3 separate regions of the Homo sapiens genome follow, and all the other regions are linked to region 1. Evidence: chromatin contacts called from ENCODE Hi-C or POLR2A ChIA-PET data. All regions are on one chromosome and are shown on one strand. The core of a region is the stretch at or near the end of the contact, and the rest is flanking DNA. Distances in the headings are between cores, read along the strand shown. Region 1 has its middle 50 kb from the start of CLDN18. Region 2 holds the start of NME9 (NME/NM23 family member 9). Region 3 has its middle 20 kb from the start of ESYT3.

Region 1 (3,907 bases), core at 1,102-3,601:
CTGACCACTGTGAACAGAAAGAGAGAAGGAAGCTGGAGGAGCCAGGAGAACTCAGGGCATTGATGTGTTGACAAGGTCTCCACTGACCCAGTGGGGAGCTCCTGAGCAAGAACTGCCCACTTGGGAGTCCCCATTGTGCAGAAATGGCCAGGCTCTCATGCCTGCACTGCACTTGGCCATTGGCTGGGGTGGCCCAGACTGAATGAGACCTTGACTTGAAAGCTGGAGTGAACCTTGGAGTGAACCTGTCAGTCAATTTCATTTCTCCTGGTTGAGTGGCATTTTTTTTTTTTTTTCCTGAAAGGGAGACCTAGCAAAGAACCTCCATCCCTGACACAGCAAAGATCTATTTTTAACTTTTTGTTATGGAAAGTTTCAAACACATATATGAGTAAAGGGAATAGTGTGATGAACCCATGTGCTCATCACTGGGCTTCAAATATTATCAGCTCAACTCAAGGTCAATCTTGTTTCATCTATTACCACCTCCAACTCACCCAGACTTCCTTTGACCTTTGGGTGGTCCTGACACCTGGAGAGGCCTTGAAGTTCTCGTAGGAAGGTGATGGAGGAAACACACTGCAGGGAGCAAAAGGGGTCTGGTGGTGGAGTAGGGTAGCTGGGGGAGGGGGCAGGCTGGGGGTGTTGTCGTACAAAGGAAGCTGCTCAATGAGGAAGCTCAGGAGAGCTGGAGAGCTGATGCTACCAGATCAGCCCACAATCTTGATGGGATGGGAGTTGATGAGTAATTGCTCCAGGCTTCCTGTGCTTCTGTGGGGCACCTCTGAGTTTTATTCTGCACAGTTTCTCAGAGTCCCTTGTGGGATTGAGTGCTAGTTCTCACTAGTATGCAGTTACTATTATTAATGCATAGTTCATCGGCCTTCCTCTTTTCTGTTTCATTTTTCTCACTCCCTTACTTCTTTCTCTTATGAGCACCTCTGAGGTAAATTAATCTGCACCCAAGTCCTTGTTTCTAGCTCCACTTTTGGGGGAATGCAAATGTAAACAGTAAATGTGTTTGGACTTGTGTGCACACACTGGTGATGATTATCAATGAGAATGTCTCTGTTCTTGAATGTTCATCATTACGTTATATGTTTCCAAATGGGTTTTTCTATCTACTTTGGAGGGTTTGACTAACGTATTACTTTGGTGTTTCTATGCTGTGTTCACCCCTTCCCATTTTCAAATATATTTTAAAATTCTTTAGTAAGTTGTATTAGGTCTCAATAGAAACAGAACTAGTAGGATATATGGATAGATAGATACTTATGGGTATTTATTAGCCAGTTTCCCTAATAAATGACAGGGGATTTATTAAGGGAATTAGCTGATGTGATCACGGCATAGGCTGTCTGCAAACTGGAGAATGAAGGAAGCTGGTAGAGTGGCTCAGTCTAAATCCGAAAGCCGGAGAACCTGGGACTGTTGGTGCAGGTCCTGGGGCCTGAGAACCTGGAGTTCTGACATCCAAGGACAGAAGCTGGGTGTCCCAACTCCAGAGAGAAAGCCTTTCTATATAGGCTGGCAGCAGATTGGATGGTGTCCCCCACAATGGGAGAGGGCAGATTTTCCTCACTCAGTTTACTGATTCAAATGCTAATCTCTTCTGGAAGCACCTTCTCAGACCTACTCAGAAGTAATGCTTCACAGCTGTCCAGGTATCTCTTGCTCTCATTAAATTGAACTAAAATTAACCAGCACAAGATTTGCCAGAACTGTGGAACGTATGTAACAGATCATTTAAAAATTAGACAAATGATAAGGTTGATACAGAAAAATTAGAAAATACAGATAATCAAAAAGAATATAACCCACAAATTCAGTCAATTATTGTTAACATCTAGATGTACATGCACTGGTGAAAAAAAAAACTCCTTCCTAGGGTTCAACTATATTCTTCTCTAGCTTGATTTTCTCCTGGAAAACAGATTACAAATGTCTTTATATCAGTACACATGTACATGTCAGTACGTATAAATATAAGACAGTTATATATAATGGCCACCTCGTATTCCAGGCAAAGATTACAAAAGTTTTTTTAACCAGACATTTCTACTTTTTGCATTTTATAAATCATGAAGTGATTAAAAAAATGTGTATATGTGTCTTTGTGCACTTGATTAAGATTTCCTTAAAATAAATTCTTAGAAGTGAGGTTGCTGGGCCAACATAATAATGAAAGCCAGCACCATATGCCAGGCACTGGTCCAAGTTTGGTACCAATATTATGATTTAGCCTCACAGCAGCCCTTGAGATGGATGCCACTATTATAGTACATGCATTTCATGGGCTAGGAATTGAGGTACACAGCAGCTAAGAAACTTGTTTTGGGTCCTGCCACCAGTGAGTGGTGTGACTGCAATCTGACTTTGGCAGCCTGGCCCTGGCACTCTAGCTCCTTTCCCCATGTACTTTTGTTACATATTGCCAAATGCTTTCCAGAAAACTGGAGCCAATTTAGTCTACTAGTGTTTGGAGCACACAAGAAAGCTAGTTTTTGCATTCCCTTGCTACCAGGGATATCATTAATCTTTCAATGTTTTGGCCACGTGATACGTGAAAAATGAAACCTCACCTTTTAAGAAACTTGCATTTTTAAGATTTCTTCTAAAGTAAAATTATTTTTTATTTCTTTTTCATGTTGGTTGTTGCTATTTCTTCTTTTATGAGTTGCCCGTAGTTCACTTTTCTTGTTGCTGTTTTCTTTATCTCTTTATTATGAAAAATTTCAAGCATATATAAAAATAGAATTGTGTAATGACCTTGGTGTTCCTATTACTCAGTTTTAACAATTACCAACCCATAGAGAATCTTGTTTCCTGTATATCTTTCGCCAAATAATATTGTATGTTTTAATATGATACTGCATATTATTCCAAGTAATATACATGTAATATTACATATTATCCCAAATAATATCATTATGTCTACAAACATTTCTGTATGTGTCTCTAAAAGATACTTCCTTTTCAAAAATAACCATTGTACCACCATCACACTACAACAAAAATCAGTACTTTTTTTCTAAATGTCATCAAATATCAATTCTCTGTCTACAATTCCTCTATTTTACTACACATATTTGTCTTTTTTAACCTATAGATTCCTCTTTCATTTTTCCCTCTTTCCTGTCTTCCCTTCTTCCCTCCTTTCCTCTCTTCCTTTCCCTTTTCCTTCCCCATGATTTTTATTATTTTTACTGTTGCTGAATAAATCAGATTGTTCATCTTGTGGAATTCCCCACAGTCTGGGTTTTGCTGATTGATTACTGTGGTGGTATTTAATGTATTCCTCTTTCTCCTGAACTATCTGTAAATTTGTAGTTAGAGCTAAATACTTGATCAGGTTCAGCTTTGACTACTTTTTTGTGTTTTGGCAGGACTCTTCATTGGTGGTTTTGTGCATCTCCATCAGGAGACACAGAATATCTTTTTCTCCTTTCTTGTGATGTTGGTGATGGCATTGGTGATAGACATTGATGACCATTGCCTAAATCCATCTTTTTTTTTTTTTTTTTTTTGAGACAGAGTCTTGCACTGTCACCTGGGCTGGAGTGCAGTGGTGCGATCTCGGCTCACTGCAACCTCCGCCTCCCGGGTTCAAGTGATTCTTCTGCCTCAGCCTCCCCAGTAGCTGGGATTATAGGCGCCCACCACTATGCCCAGCTAATTTTTTGTATTTTTAGTAGAGACGGGGTTTCACCATATTGGCCAGGCTGGTCTTGAACTCCTGACCTTGTGATTCGCCCTCCTCGGCATCCCAAAGTGCTGGGAATACAGGTGTGAGCCACTGCGCCCAGCCCAATCTATTAATTAGAAATCTCTAAAAGTTTAATAGTCTGTTTGTTATTCCTTTGACATTTACTAGCTGGAAAACTTCTGTAAAGAGGAATTCTCCACA
Region 2 (4,020 bases), core at 246-2,745, 270 kb before region 1:
TGTGGTGTCTTAAGGACTGCCTGTGGCTCTGCGTAATATTATCATGGAACTGAATATTGCCATGGGACTGAATGCAAGAAAAGAGTAGGTGGATTCGGAGCTGAAGTGGGAGAAGGCAGGATGACAGGTAGGAAGATGTTCGGTCTCCAGTATACCCATCGCCCTGTACTTCACAGAGGGTTGCTGGGTACCTCATGGCCAAACAGGGTATCAGCACTCCCTGGATGGAAATCATTTGGTGTATGCTTCACTTAGGAAGAATTGATATCTTAACAATATTAATTCTTCCTATCCATGAACACGGAATATTTCTTCATTTATTTAAATCTGTGAGATCTCTTTCATCAGCTGTGATTGATTCCTAGTTTAATTCTATTGCAGTCAGAGAACATACTTTGTTCTATCCTTTTAAATTTGTTAAGCTATGTTTTATGGCCTAGATTGTGGTCTATCTCAGTGAATGTCCCATGTGAGCTTGAGAAAGAATCTATATTCCGCTGTTGTTGAACTAAATATTGCATAAATGTCAATTAGATCAATTTGATATTTTTCAGTTCAACTATATCCTTGCTCATTTGCTTCTGCTGGATGTATTAATTACTTTTTAAAAATGGTATGAAAGCATTCTATTATAATACTGAGTTTACCTATTTTTCCTTGCAGTTTTATCTTCTTTTGCCTCACATATTTCGGTGCTCTGTTTTTAAGTACATACATATTAAGTATTGTTATGTCTTCCCAAATAACTGATCCCTTTAACTTTATGTAATGTCCCTGTTTATACCTGATAAATTTCCTTGTTCTGAAGTCTGCTTTTCTTGAAATTAACATACCTACTTCAGCTATTTTTTTAATTAGTGTCAGCCTGGTATAGCTTTCTCTATCCTTTTGCTTTTAATGTATTTTCTTGTGGATAACACACGATTGGGCTTTGTTTGTTTTTGAAATCCATTCTGACAATCTCTTTTTTAATTGGTGTAATCAGATTATTCACATTTAAAGTGGTTATTGATACAGTTGGATTAATATCTACAATGTCTGTAACTGTTTTGTATGTGTCTCACTTGACTTTCATATCTAATTTTGAATTTGTAATTTCATATTCTTTGCCTTAAAGAGAACGCTTGCAGATCCCTCAAAACCTGGAGACACCCCCCACCTTGCACACATTATACCGGTATGTGATGGTAGAAAAGCTGCACATCAGTCTTGGCAGGCAGGGCAGGAGGGATGCAGGGATTCACAGATGCGACTGTGCAACGCACAGATGCACTGGGTCTTTGCTTGGTGGGTTCGAAGCCTCCAGACGCTGACAAACACTGCAGCCAATGAGTGGGTTCCTATGGTCCGATATGGAGGGCAAGGGGCGGGACTCCCTCCTGCCTCTCCCTGGCTGGGTTCAGAGCCTCCGCGGAGAGACTGCGTTGGGCCCAGAGTGGGCGTGGCTTACGTGTCCGCCGGCTTTCCTGGCAGGCCTGGCGGGGGGGCCAGGTTGCCATGACGACCGCGGCTAGGTCGCGGCAGACTCGGTTGGTGACTCCGGGCGCGTCGAAGATCTTGTACCTGTCGTTCGCAGTGGCTCACTTTCCCAGTAATCCATAAGAACAGCAGGGATAACAGGGTCCCATGTCGTTTTTTTGTCAGAATTCCTCGACTGGCGACCCTGTGCCCGACAGGCTGCACCGCGCCCGGCGCACTGACTCCGGCCTCTGCGCGCGCCCCCTGGCCGGCTCCGGGGTGGGGAGGGGGCTTCGCAGATCCCCAGAAAACCGCCCGGCGAGCCACGAGCCCGTGGACTGCAGGCTCCGCTTCCTCGCGGGGTGTTCACTTTGTATCAGTGTGCTGATTTGCCGCCAGTTAGAAGCACCTTAAAAAGGGGCCGGGGGCCGTAGGAGGGGGGCTTGTCTGAAGGAGGCTCTGGGCTTGCTGATCCACGCAGCGGTTTGTCGCGAGGCTGCGGGGGAACGGCCCACGGCCGCGGTAACAGGGCTTCGTCTTCTTTGCAGAGCCATGGGCAGCAGGAAGAAGGAAATTGCCCTGCAGGTAAGCCTCAAGGGGCGCTAGCTTCCAGCTCTGGGTTGGGCTCGGGGAAGAGGAGGGTGATTAGAGCGGGGTTGCAGTATAAAAGTGACATTCTGTTTGCCAGCAGTACGTGACAGTGTTCTCAAACTTGAGTGATGTACCCTTCCGTCTTAAAGGGACAAAACTTATCTTGGAACCCCAGTGATGACAAATTTTACGCAAACAAAATTAATGCAAACAAAACTGAGTAGAAGCTGTTTACATTTATAGTGCTTATACAACCATAAAACCTAAACATGCATTAAATAAAACTATAAACTAAGAAAATACGAATCAACATAACTCGATGTGACCGTTATTTTGTTCTTGTTGAAATACAACTGCAGCTTGCACAGAGAATACAGTATAGGTTCTTTTGACTTTGGGCATGAGTCTGTAACTGTGTGCTCTGTGGAGACCCAGTTTTCCCACCACTGTTCTCATCAAATTTCACTTATTAACAAATATGTTTTGAGATATATTATGTGCTGGACATATGTTATATAGAGTGTCTTACTTCATTTGCATGTGGGACAAGTGAATTCAGAAGCCAGCAGCTGCTCTTCTTCTTGGTCCTGGACAATAGATAGTGGTTGATTCTGAAGTGATGGTAAAAACATGCAGGCATAGACCCTGGAATTAGGAGAGAGTGCTTGGTCATAAGGAGATCAGCTGGATGATCTGCAACATGGGAACATTTTAAAACGAACTTAAAATGCCTCATCATCAGCTGGCCCCAGTAAGATGCATACCAAGGCTACAGCGCCTCCTAGATAATAGAGCATTAGTGGTTTTGAGACATCTGGTTTCTCTCTTATTGTCCTCAGCAGGACCAGCAGTTTGCATGTGGATTTCAAAAGCCTAGTGGTTTAAAAAAGAGGAAAGGGGAAAGCAGCATCATTCTAAGGGTACCCCATGCTGGGGGTGGGAGGGGTGTGGGGTGGGGTGGGGTGGGATTTTTAGACTGGAAGTCAGAAGACCTGATGTAGTTCTTGTGTCCTCTATAGCCAACTGTGTCTTTGACTACATCACATAACCTCTCCAGGCTATAGCTTGCCCATCTATGGAATGAGGATGTTGTGTGAATTATCCCTAAGGGCCTTCTTCCAGCCTTGATATTCTAGGATTCTAGAGTCAGAAGCCACTTCATACGTGAATGTTCTGGTTGAAGTAAATTCTGATCAACTGGTCCTACCATTCATTGCTGTGTGACTCATTTCCTCAACTCTCTGGCCTCCGTATCCTTTACGTAGACAGGAGGGATGATACCTGTCCTGTAACGCCTGCAGAGCTGTGATGAGACTCCTTTAGACACTTCCTGGCTGGTCTGATGTTGTCTGTGGTGTCTCTAATGTTATTGCCCCATATTATGGTCATTTCATGTGTTGATGCCCTAGAGCTCCTATGGGGGTAATAACTTTTGTTAGCAATGTTGTTATTTTTTCATGTGTATTACTCAGAGCTCTGAGTACAATGCAGTACTCAAACTAAGTGCTCCCTCCTGCTGAAAGGAGGAGAGCGAGCAGCCTCCCCTCCCGTCTTCTACTGAGGCATCTGTGTAAAGGTCACCTCTCTATAAGGTAAACCCCTTGAAAGCAATGCCTAAAGTTGGCCAACCCAGGAACCTTGTCCTCTCTCTCAGCAAGGTTATTCAGGGTTCCCTTTATAACTGAGACAGGCAGAAATCACAGGACATCAAGGGACAGTCTGGGTAAAAGGTGCCACACATTCCCTATTCATTCCCTACCAAATGCAGGCTTAGTGAAGTCCGGATAGTTCCCACACTGTTCCACTCTTGCCTGGCTCCCAGGGCTGAGATTCTTCAACTGCCCAGAGTCCTGGCCCCAGAGCTGGTGGGACTCACTCCATGACAGGGGTGGGCCACAGAGAGCTGCTGGTGACTTAAGTCTGAGCCTCTGGGTAGGGGTGTGGGGCCCTTCCGAACGCTTCTATCACCTT
Region 3 (4,423 bases), core at 1,841-4,340, 350 kb before region 1:
GATCATGGCTCACTGTAGCCTCAACCTCCTGGGGCTCAGGTGATCCTCCTACCTCAGCCTCTCAAGTAGCTGGGACTATAGGTGTGCACCACCACATCCAGCTAATTTTTAAATTTTTTGTAGAGATGGAGTTTCACCATGTTGCCCAGGCTGGTCTGGAACTCCTGGGCTCAAGCAATCTGCCGGCCTTGGCCTCCCAAAGTGCTGGGATTACAAGTGTGAGCCAACACATCCAGCCATTTCTCCTTTTTATAAAACCTCTAACCTTCTCTTTGTTCTTCGGAAGTTCTGAAGATCACTGGCCCTGAATTGCAATTCTTGCTTCCCAAATAAAATGTTAAATTTAGAGATTTATCTCTATATTTTTATTTTGACTTTGACAGCCTGAACTTGGGCTGGGAAAGGAGAGAATAGTCAGGCTGAGGGTGTTTGGCTCCACACCCTATCCTTAGGAAATCCATGGTGAACTTAGCATAGGGAAGAGTATTAGTGAGAGGATGAGCAGGGAATTTGGGAATAGCCTCCTCCCCAGCTCATAGCTCTGTAAAGGGAATTCCCCATGTGGCTCAGAATCAGCAAAAAGATTGCATTCCAGCCACAGGCTTTTTGATGAGGTCAGGGTATGTTATTGAAAAAGTGGTGTTGGGACAACTGGCTTAACACAAAGCTAAAACACCCTTCACACCTCACTCCAGAATAAATTTCCAATGAATTAAAGTTAAATTAACAATAGGCTAACCATGACAGAGAAACGACTATGTGCCAGTTATTGTTTCTAAAGCTTTCCATACATTAGTTTACTTAATCTTCAATATAATGGCATGAGGTATAGACAATTCCATTCCCTTATTTTATGAATAGAAAGTCATCTGGGTCAGACATGGTGGCTCATGCCTGTAATCCCAGCACTGTGAATAGCTGAGGTGGGAGGATCCCTTGAGGCCAGGAGTTGGAGACCACCCTGGGCAACATAGTGAGACCCATCTCTAAGAAAAAAAAAATAGCTGTGTGTGGTGGCACATGTCTATAGCACCAGCTACTAGGGAGGCTGAGGCAGGAGGATTGCTTGAGCCCAGGGGTTCAAGGCCGCAGTGAGCTATGATCACCACTACACTCTAGCCTGAGTAACAGAGCGAGACCTTGTCTCTAAAAGAAACATTAAAAAAAAAATTTAAGGTGTAACCCTAAAGGTATTCAAAGGAAATAATAATAATACTTGGATGAGAAAGGATCATATTAGCATTGTACCAAAGACAAAAACGATAAAGGAGTAAATAATAGCTTTGGACATTTAAAATTTTAAACATCTATAGTATAAAAATAAATCAGTAATACAATAAAAAAGGAAACTACATTCTAAGGGAAATTTTTGCAATAAATATGACATATAAGTGGTCAATAAACTGAATACATAAAACCAATAAATAAGAAAAATGAAATTAACAGAAAATTGAAGAGGGCATAAATAGGCAGTTTATAAGGAATAAAAATGGACAAGTCTTCAAAAGTCCATCTTTACTGGGGTCAAAGAAATAAAAATAAAGTAGAAACTAGATGCCCTTCTTTTGTGTTTCCATTAAGCAAAGATTTTTAAAAAGACGCTACCATCCAAGGATGATGAAAATGCATGAAACAAACATTTCTTCTGCTGTTCACGTTTGTGGTATAATCCTTCAGTACGTGGGTACAGCATCATTTATCTAATCATTCTCCAATTATTGCTCACTTAGATCCTTTAACGTTTTGTATCTTATGAATGTGAAGATCACCTTTGTTCATCATTCTTTGCATCTTTTATTACTTCTTTAGGAGAGGGTCCTAGGAGTGGCATTTTTAGGAAAGAGGATTTTAAACCTCTTGATACCAGATGCCAAATTGCTTCCTGTGAAGGCTGAATCTGTTTTGATTGACAAGGGGAGCTGGGCAAGAGCAGAGCTTGGAGTAGCCCGGGGACCCAGGAGAGGAGGGCAACAGGAGGCTGTTTTTTCGGTAAGAAGCATCTGAGGAAAGGAGAAATGAGTCAGGCAGGGGAGAGGTGGCAGGGCAGGGGCTATGGTCAGAGGATGGGGGAGGCTAAGCCTCCTTGCTGAATGTCCAGCTCAGAGCCTGCCCCACAAGGGAGGCAGAGGGGGTACCGCTGGACAGGCCAGCTTGGCCTGGGAGACGAGCACCCCACTAACTAAGGGGGGTGTGCCTAGCTCCTCCAAGCCTTAAATGACGTGACCCGTGCAAAGCACAATGACTGGTACATGCTGTTTGAGTAAATGGTGGCTGGAGTTACTAGTAGACACTCCAGAATCATTTACGGATTCGATTTTGGAATCCTGGCTAACATTTAAATAGAGTTTCGGTGTGCCAGCCACTATTTTGAAAGTATATGCAGTCATGTGTTGTTTGATGATGGATATACATTCTGAGAAATGCATCCTTAGGTGATTTCATCATTGTGTGAACATCATAGAGTGCACCTACACAACCCTGGATAGTAAAGCCTACTACACACCACGGCTCTATGGGATAGCCTACTCCTTCTAGGCTACAAACCTGGACAGTATGTTACTGGACTGAATACTGTAGGCAACTGTAAGACAATGGCAAGTATTTGTGTATCTAAACATAGAAAAAGGACAGAAAAAATAGGGTATTTTAATCTATGGAACTACCTTTGTATATGTGGTCTGCCCTTGACCAAAACATCCTTATGTGGCACATGACTGTATCTAATTCAACAATAGCTCAATATCCCTAAAATAAGTATGTTATCATCAATCCAGTTTGACAAATGAGGCAATCAAAGCATAGAGAGCTTGGACACGTTACCGAAGGTCATCAGCTGGCAGCATTGCTGGGCCAGACCTAGGCAGCCTATGTTCTTACCGCACTCCACACATCCTCTGTGCACCAATAATACCAGAAATCTCAGTAATGCCAGCCACAAAGAAGGAACTAGAAGTTTGGATGGTTTGGAGGAGGAGGGGTGGTGGGGAAGAACTATCATATTAACAAGAAAGTCAGTTGTAGTGCCTTGCATCACAGGGTCCATTTCCAGCAGCCTCAGCCACCAGGCTGACTCTAAGGAAGCAGGGCCAAGGTCAGGGCCGAGGGGCCTCCCAGCTGTGGGTGCTCCCCTGGGCTGCAGTCCAGAAGCCCCCAGACTACACATGAGGCCTCCTGGGTCTTACTCACTGGGCTAACTGCTGGGTTGTCCTGGCCTCGACTTCTCAGATGGAGCTGGGAAAGGCAGCTGGAGGAAGAGAACTGGAGGTGGTGTCCAAGGCCACAGCTCAGGCTGCCCCTGGAGGAGGCCCAGTGCAGACACTCTGGAAAATGACTGTCACTGATGTTCAAAATGCTGCTGTTGAGTCATGCAGAGGAAGTTGATCTGCATTCAGCTCACTTGGAAGAAGGCAGGGACGTGTGAGACACATTGAAAGATTTTCCTCAAACAAAGTTAAAATTAAAAAGGGGCGGGGCAGCTAGCTGGGACTAGCTCAGTCCTCAGTGTGGCGGGGCTGCTGGTGAATGGAGCGTGGGCTTCCAAGTCAGAACTGGGTGCACGTGCAGGCTCAGTCACTTCTGGTTGTCCCTGGACCTCAGTTTCCCTTTCTGTAAAACAAGCATCACATCACCTACCTCTCAGGGAAGCCATGAGGTTTAAATAAGGTAATATGTAGAAATAGCAGGGTGCCTGGTTTACAGTAAGTGCTCAACAAAACGTTAGCTGATAACTAGTTATTGTTGTGCATTTATTTACTGTATGCCAAATCCTCTGTTGAATGTGTAATGTGGATTACCTAATTCAGGGTTCTTGAAGTGTGGTCCCAGACCAGCACTATCCCATCAACTGGAAACTTGTAAGAAATGCAATTTCTCAGGCCCCAGACCTGCTAAATCATAAAAGCCTGTGTTTTAACTCCCAGGTAATTATGATGATGATGATTGCTAGGTCGAGAACCACCAGCTAATTTATAGTTCTTAGTACCATTATTATAGAACAAGGTGAGAATTTTATTCTTACCAGTAAGGTGACCAATGGTCCTGGTTTGCCCGGGACTGTCCTGGTTTTAGCAATGAATGATCAGTGTTTCAGGAAACTCCTCAGTCCTCAGCAAACTGGTTTTGGCCATCCTATTAAGAGCTGAAACCATATTTCATTCTAGGAAGAGATTATGGGATTATGGCTAAAGAAAGCAAATGAGGTTTAGAGAATCTAAAGGGATGGGTGTTGAGCTTACTGGGTGGCTGGTGCTGGAGAAGACAGGTTGGTGGAGGGTCTGGCATGGGGTGAAGGCCAACTGAGAGGCCCTGACAGCAGAGGGACCATCCCTGTGACCCCCAAGTCCCCAGCAAAACTCAGGAATGGTTATTTTTTCAAGGGACACGGTATCCCTAGGTTGCCCAAGCTGGTCTCAAACTCCTGGGC

What was found. Hi-C counts contacts between places; a loop is a spot of excess contacts on that map. ChIA-PET counts read pairs that join two places held with the same protein, here RNA polymerase II (POLR2A). Pooled maps may share reads with other maps.
Region 2: a loop to region 1 is called in a map of K562, with 3 times the contacts of the local background. The contact joins the promoter of NME9 here to the enhancer-like site in region 1. A Hi-C loop is called at or near these places in 11 of 168 maps with a recorded cell type or tissue (Caco-2, HCT116, HepG2 and 7 more), 20 of 37 single-sample maps with no recorded cell type and 25 of 50 pooled maps.
Region 3: a map of OCI-LY7 shows a loop between it and region 1 (2.5-fold over the local background). The contact joins two enhancer-like sites. A Hi-C loop is called at or near these places in 19 of 168 maps with a recorded cell type or tissue (CD14-positive monocyte, CD8-positive, alpha-beta T cell, HCT116 and 15 more), 9 of 37 single-sample maps with no recorded cell type and 30 of 50 pooled maps. POLR2A ChIA-PET finds 5 or more read pairs at or near these places in 1 of 52 experiments (OCI-LY7).

Annotation. Positions count from the first base shown.
Region 1 is chr3:138,057,888-138,061,794 of GRCh38, reverse strand. No RefSeq gene overlaps it. Among named protein-coding and RNA genes, the nearest start is that of CLDN18, 50 kb to the right of the region's middle. Within about 2 kb of position 2,351, at least 2 of the 41 ENCODE cell types and tissues checked have a DNase peak (open chromatin) inside an H3K27ac peak, as active enhancers do.
Region 2 is chr3:138,327,326-138,331,345 of GRCh38, reverse strand. It overlaps NME9 (NME/NM23 family member 9), which reads left to right and starts at 1,495. Exons shown (of 11, transcript NM_001349018.2): 1 at 1,495-2,043. The coding sequence starts at 2,011. It overlaps LOC124909438 (a long non-coding RNA gene), which reads right to left and starts at 1,413. Exons shown (of 2, transcript XR_007096113.1): 1 at 1,176-1,413.
Region 3 is chr3:138,411,943-138,416,365 of GRCh38, reverse strand. No RefSeq gene overlaps it. Among named protein-coding and RNA genes, the nearest start is that of ESYT3, 20 kb to the left of the region's middle. RefSeq lists enhancers at 2,741-3,241, 3,242-3,742. Within about 2 kb of position 3,090, at least 2 of the 41 ENCODE cell types and tissues checked have a DNase peak (open chromatin) inside an H3K27ac peak, as active enhancers do.